2 separate regions of the Homo sapiens genome follow, and region 2 is linked to region 1. A link is a contact called in ENCODE Hi-C or POLR2A ChIA-PET data. All regions are on one chromosome and are shown on one strand. Each heading gives the region's core, a stretch centred on a gene start or an enhancer-like site at or near the end of the contact. The rest is flanking DNA. Distances are from core to core; before and after follow the strand shown.

Evidence for each region. A loop is a pair of places that touch in the nucleus more often than their neighbours do. ChIA-PET counts read pairs that join two places held with the same protein, here RNA polymerase II (POLR2A).
Region 2: a map of ascending aorta shows a loop between it and region 1 (7-fold over the local background). The contact joins the enhancer-like site here to the promoter of PLXNA4-AS1 in region 1. A Hi-C loop is called at or near these places in 8 of 168 maps with a recorded cell type or tissue (CD8-positive, alpha-beta T cell, DLD1, PC-3 and 5 more). POLR2A ChIA-PET finds 5 or more read pairs at or near these places in 1 of 52 experiments (activated CD4-positive, alpha-beta T cell).

What each region holds. Positions count from the first base shown.
Region 1 is chr7:132,350,877-132,354,385 of GRCh38, forward strand. It overlaps PLXNA4-AS1 (PLXNA4 antisense RNA 1), which reads left to right and starts at 1,458. Exons shown (of 2, transcript NR_199030.1): 1 at 1,458-1,505. The region is part of intron 3 of PLXNA4 (plexin A4); the gene reads right to left. RefSeq lists enhancers at 947-1,482, 1,483-2,017.
Region 2 is chr7:132,399,245-132,402,758 of GRCh38, forward strand. All of the region lies in intron 3 of PLXNA4 (plexin A4), which reads right to left. Among named protein-coding and RNA genes, the nearest start is that of PLXNA4-AS1, 49 kb to the left of the region's middle. Within about 2 kb of position 1,510, at least 3 of the 41 ENCODE cell types and tissues checked have a DNase peak (open chromatin) inside an H3K27ac peak, as active enhancers do.

The sequences.
Region 1 (3,509 bases), core at 208-2,707:
AACAATGCAAAAGTCCATCAGATAAAGAATGGGTGAATAAAATGTGGTATATCCATACAATGGAATATTAGTGGCAAGGAAAAGGAATGAAGTACTGATCCATGCTACAATGTGGCTAAACCTTGAAAGCATTATGCTGAGTAAGAAAGAAGCCAGACACAAAAGGCTACATATAAGATTCCTTTTATACACAATGTCCAGAATAGACAAATGTACAGAGAAAGATAGATTAGTGGCTACCTAGGGCTGGGGGCCATGTGGAGCTGGAGAGGGTGATGGCTAAGGGATTTGAGCTGTCTTTTTGCAGCAATAAGAATGTTCTAAAATTGATTGTGGTGATGGTTGTGCAACTCTGTAATTATAGTAAAAGCTACTGAATTGCAAAAGCCATTGACTTGTACTCTTTAAATAGGTGAATTATACCAAATGTGAATATATCTCATTAAAGCTGTTTTTTAAGAGTACTTTAAATTCAAAAACTCTGCTTTTTAAATGTTTGAGAATCCTTTGTCCTTATAAAGAATTGATTCAAAGTTCCATAAAGCGGATTCAGTTTCCAGATTGTGTTGATAAGACTTGCCCATGGCTGGCCACCCCGTCATCTCTAGCAGAGGGTGTGTGAGAATGGCCGTTGGCTCCAGCTTCCTGGGAGGGGAGACCCAAGGCCCAGGAAGAAAGCGATGAGTCCTTTCTCATCCAAAGGTGCATGCCCAAGATACCTGCTTTGAGGTACTTCCCATCCACCTTCTCCATTACAATGGAAGGCAACAAAGCCAACAGGAAGCACCTTGTCCATGTGCACCATGAGTCAAGTCACATGTAGGACCCAGCCAAGGACCTAGAGTCCCTGCCACATCCCAGAACCACACTTAGGTAGCAGGTACCAGGCCTCTGAGCTGGAAGCAATGTGGGGGAAGATGCGCCCACCTCCTGCTCACTCCTGCCTCTCTTGGTCATTCCACAGAGTTCCAGAGAAAGAGATAAAGGAGACAAAGAAAGAAAAGAAGAAAAGAGCATGCAGAGACCAGTTGGAAAATAAAAGGGGGCCAATTCCCTCTTATTAAGCCTGTTATTAGGCTGCGAATCAAATTAAACCACAGGGCTTTCCACTTACAGAGTGCTATTTTAAGGCTTATTAGACTATATTAGGATTGGCATACATTTCCACTGACATAATATCGGCCTTTAATTGGATTTAAGGGCGAGGAGGCTGCATTCAGCTGGAATAGGGTCCCTGCAAGGAGAAACTTGCTATTCTCCTCACAGCTTCCCCACTTCCCCTGCTGGCTGCCATCCCAGGGGCTGGGCAGACCCTGTAACCCTTTCAGATCCAAAACACAGCTTTTTTCCTCCTCCTCCTCCTCTGATAAGTGCCCAGAGGCCGAAGCAGGCCCCCCTCTCGCCTACGTGTGCCCATCCCTGACTGGCCAGCTTCCGGTACTCGGTGGCTGTAGGAGGTGCAGAGCTGTGCGTGCCTGCCGAGGCTGGGCAGCAGACTTCAGACTGTGAGTAGAGCCCCAGGGAGGGAGGCCAGCCTCCCCCTCCTGCTTCCAAGCTGCCGTGGGCGAGATTGGCAGTGGGAGGTGCAGGAGTTTTTCATGGGACAGTGATGAAAAGGGGGACTTGGGGTTGGAAGCAGAGTTTACCTTGACCTTTGAATCTCCTCCCATCCCCTGCCTGGTCAATCCTTGAAAGACCCTCAGGGGCACGTGGTAGAACCTGAATACAGGAGGGATATGGGAAAAAGTTCACACACTATGGGGAAGCGAACACTCTCCGGGCTGGTGGCAGTTTCCAGACACTTGTGACCAACTTCTCAAAGCTGCAGCATCCTCCTACGTAAAATAGGAACACGCTTTCCTTCCACTCGGGATTGCTTTGAGAATTAATTGAGATAATACAGCTAAAGTGGTGAGTAGGAGGCTTAATAACGTTTAGTGCCTTCTCCCCTTTGCTGTACAAATTTCAGATCTTTCTACCAAAAGGCATCATAAAAGTAACAGACCTCACCAGTCAAGTACGTTGCAAAATAATCTTGGGAGGGGAAATATCTTGGTACAGAGACAAGTATGTATGAAATATCACTTCCCAAAATATTGCTCAAACATGAAAAAAAAATCCCAAATTCCTTAACATTTTCCACTAATATATGTGAACGTCGCCTGCTCCCACTTGCCAAGATGTTTCTTGGCTATACTTTGATGTCTTCAATTTCCACGCTTGTTTTTAGCTCTTCTGCCAGAGCCATGTGCTTGTTTATTTTTACTACATTTTTATGACGTTTCTGCTATTGCAATAAGTTTTGCATTATTAGTTTTATCAAATAACAGAATGTCTGGTTGGCTGGCTGAGATTTATTGGCCCAGTTTTTATGGCTCCATCCCAGAACACTTTTTGTGATTACTTTCTAAGTTGTTCTTAGATCCATTCTTAAATATGTGCTTATTCCTTTATTAAATCACATCTGAGGACTAATTGTTATGGTATAAACTTAGCATCAGTGCAATGCCAATTGCTATAATCTTACCATTATTACTTAATCACAGGTTTGTGTACTCGGTTCTATGCAACATATATATATATATATGTTGGAAAAGTTGCTTGGAAAGCTGAAATTTACAAACTGCATTTCTTCCTATATTCACTAGGAAGTTTCTCCTCCTAATACATATTATCTCACCTTGAAATATCTGTTTGGCAAGTTCTGTTTATTTGGGATGTTGACTTTCCTGAAGCTCGAGGAAAACCTTATTACAAAACAAAACAAAAAAACACAAGCATGATTTATTTCATCCCTGCATTAGCTTCCTCTGCTGTTCTTATTTGACCCAATAAGTCTATGAATGACTTGGTTCTATGGTTGAGAGGCAGAGAAAGGATGAATTTCCTCCATTTATTATGGGGAGAACTTGAGGTGGGGGGCAAGCAGTATCTTGCTCAGCCCTGCAATGAGGTGTCAGTTGTCCTGTTTTCTGCAAGGAAGGTCCTCATAGCCTGGCAATAATGAAGTCTGTTGTGCTTCTTGAAAGCTTTGCAACCCCTGAAAGTCTGAATTCTTTTCAAGTCAGATCTGTTTTCCTCATGGAGCCTGAGCCCAGGGTTTTCTTCTCCCGTCCAACCCCCAACACATGTCCTCATTGCTCACTGACCCCCAGAGAGTTCCACATCAGTAAGAGTGGGACCTCCTGGAATGTTCCCCCAAGGGGACATCAAAGGAGCAACTGTCCTGGCGGGTTTGGATTAATGGCATCTGAATCATTACAGCCAGAAATGTGTATGCCTGTAAGCCTGGGGCACCAACAGTGTGTGCGTGTGTGTGTGTGTGTGTGAGTGCACTGCACACTGAGCCTGTGCATATTAAGGGGTTTAAATCAGGAATGAGCGCAAATCCACAAACATGTATCCCTGTGAACTCACGGTACTCACAATTTAGCCAGGAGGAGTTTTTATTTGAAACCCACTGGGGTCTAAAATCTTTTTAGGGCTCAGTTTTCTGGAGTTGAAGTGTT
Region 2 (3,514 bases), core at 260-2,759, 48 kb after region 1:
ACAACCCAGTCCCTGCAAGACATATCAGCTTGTATGTCAGTCAAAGACACAGGCCTTAGAGGGACTGATCATAAGCATAAAACATAGCAACAACAAAAATAGTCATGATCACTTCTTCAGCATTTATTTTGTGCCAAGCACTGTTCCACGCTCTTTATATGTGCTGGCTTATTTAGTAAATGTGAATGAAAGACTCTGAATAATAAGAGTCACGTTATATTAAGGCAGTCAATGCAGGTGAAACAAAAAAAGGAAAGATCACTTCGGCTGACTGGAGAAATCAAGAGAGGCTTCATGGGGGAGGCGGGACCACACTGGTCCTAGTGCAGTCTGGGAAGAGTGTTCCAGAAGCAGAAGCAGGCACACCTGGGCAGGGCTACAGTGAGTTTGCTGAAGGTCACACATCTGTGCTTTGGAGGGCAGAGCTGCAGGGCCACAGGTATATTCAATGTAGTGGGTTCTGGCATCTGAAAATGTTGTTAGGATGAAATTTCAAAATCAGGTTTTATTCCTGATGAAAGTAGACTGCTCTTAACTGGGGCTTCACTGCTTCTTTTCCATTTCTGTTTGGAGTGTGATTTTTTTAAGGTAAGATGTACACGCAATGAAATGTGCAGATCTTCAGTGCACACTTTGATGAGTTTTTGACAAATGCCTTCACCTGTGTAACTAACAATCCAATCGAGATCTAGAATACTTTCATGGGCATGAAAGGGGAGGAATGTGACCTTTGTGATCAGATGGTCCCATACCTACATCTTCTGGGCATTTGTAAGTTGGAATAAATCAAAATAATCAACTTCCTCCCTTACCCCACGCCAGTCCACCTCCTACCCCCGGAGAAAAAATAAAATAAAATTCATCCACATCTAAACAGACAAATGCCTACCTAGTCTGTCTGTGTATTTGTTACCTTTGTGCCCCAGAACCAAGCTTCATACCAGGCACAGAGTGAATGATCCATACGTGTTTCTTAAAAAAAGGAATTAACATCCTCAGATTAAGGTCTCCCAGGAAGTAAAGGACTCCACTTTCTCTAAGTTCCCATGTGACACTGACAATTATATTTTCCTGTCCTCTCTGTTGAGATTAGGAAGGAGTCCCTAGGAGGATGCAGAAGAGTATCCTTTTGTCCTGTCTCCTACCTGTCACCCAGACTCTTGTGTTCTCTACAGCCAGTCCATCTTAGGCCTCAAATTCCATATGTTTGACAAAATCAAGCAGGTAGTTCAAGGTGCTCGTCTCTCCTCCCAGCTATTCAGCAGACAAAATCTGTGACATAATGTACCCCAGCCTCAGACACGCTCACCCTTCTTTCCCAGGCCCTGTGTGAATGGGCCAGGCCACTCCTTGATAGTTTTCAGGCAAAACACATGAGAACACTCCCAGGAAAGAGAAGCCTCCAGGGGTACCATCCGTATGCATACCACGCATTTACTTCCTAGCCTCACCAGCGTTTTGGGTGTGGCCACAGCTACTCCCCAAACCTTTCATCTTGCAAGTCCCTAGATGTCCTCCTCGGGAAAGCTCCCTGCGCACAGCTTGTGGGAGACTGCAGGCTCATAAACAGCATAAGCCAGCATTCCAATCAGATTATTTCTCACTTGCAATATTGCACAAAGAGAAAAAAATAATGCTGAACATTCTGTTCGTGGAAGAAAAAATAGCAGGAGAAAACTGTCACATTGTTTGGTCTATTTTCAATTTCATTCCCGAGCCCTGCAAATAGCTATCTGTGCAAGCAGGCCAGAAGAGGACTCCAGCGACCTGACATGCACGATCTCAGATCAGGTCTCTAGGGCCTGTGAAAAAGGGAGAGACCTTTGGCTGGCACATATCTACACATGTGATAAAATTGCACAAGACTAAATACACACTCGCCAATGCAAAAAACTGGTGAAATCTGAATGGATAAGCTTGGTGGGTTGTACCAGTCAATTTTCCATTTGTGATATTGTACTATAGTTATGCAAAATGATGCCACGTGGAGGGGAGAACTGAGTGAAGGGTACAGGAACCCCTCTGTACAATTTATTGCAATTGCATGCAAATTCACGATTATCTCAAAAGGCAAAGTTAAAAAAATGCGCTTCCAGTGTCTGATTTAATGGGACTAGGTTGCAGCCTGAGCATCAGAGTTTTAAAAGCTCCCTAGGTGGTTCTAATGTGAAGCCCAGGCTGAGAACCTTTGCTCATGAAGGTTGGGAAGGTGAGACACACACATGAAATCCAGAAACAATCAGCATGTGATACAGTACCAAAAGCTTCATGAATACTTGTGGAGCAAATCAGTGAACTGCTGAACAGACGCATAAGGTTAGAGGAAGTCCGGTAGGATGAGGGAAGACTTCATGGTGAAGTGGAACTTAATCAGGACGGGGCATAAGTGGAGAATTCAGAGGACGGGAAAGGGCCCTCTAAGCCAATAAAGAAGGGCTCAGAGATTGTGTGGCCATACTGGGGAGGAGGGGAAGAACTGAACTTGGGGACAGCTGAGGAGTGAAGATGGATAAAACTTTTCATAATAAACTGGCTCTATCCCTGTGCTTAGACGAGTGGATCTTTCAAACACCTGAACCAGCTCTAAGTCCCTGCAAATTGCCAAGAGCAATTTTCAGCAAAAAGCCAATTCCCCAGAAGGCACTTGGCATCTCTCAGATAAGCAAAAGAGGGGGAGGCTGGAGAGGCTTCAGAATATAGTATCGATGGGTATAAAAGTAAGCAGTCCTTGTCATGGTTCATGTCACTTTGCCTGACTGCACTTCAGCTGGCCTTAGATTCCCCAGTCGAGAGCCCAGCCAGGTGCTAGAAAATACCAGAAATGACCCGGGAAAGGGTAAAATGGAAATCTCAAGCCTACATACCAAAGCGAATGCACTTGACTCAGCAGGTCCCTAGAGTAATCATGCAACACCTCTTTATTCTTATTTTATACACAAGTCTAATAAGCTTGAGTATCTGTTTCCAAGCCCGTAGCAAATTAAAAAGAACAAATTAAGTGGCAGCAGGAGAGCTGCATCAGACAGGATCAGTGACAACAGTGAGAAGTGACAGGTGCCAGACACCCTGACGGTAGGCGGGGAGACAGAAAGCTATAAAAAGTAACTTGGGGCACTCACCTAACATGAGGAAGCCACCCTAGCGAGGCACAGGGGCTCCATTGTAAAGGTGGAGAAAGAGCTTTAAGATACTCAAGTCCAAGTTCTAAATGCCTTGGAGAACATCTCTTTGCCTTTTCCTGTTATTAATTAGTCCAACATACACACAGGGGAGAGGGGCAGTGTGCTGCTGCAGGCTGCCACTATGGGAGGGGCAGCTGGCTAATCATCTTATTGCAGGAAATACCCCCTGCCAAAAACACAGCTCCCCTCTCAAAGCCTGCTTTCTCACCTTGTAGCACTGGCCACTGCCATCACAGGGTATGCAGAGCAAAGGACAGGCTGCTCCCGAGCCGCTCAGTCCATCGGATCAATCAGGTTTAACAAGGAGGCATCCGAGGATCAGGAGAAACACC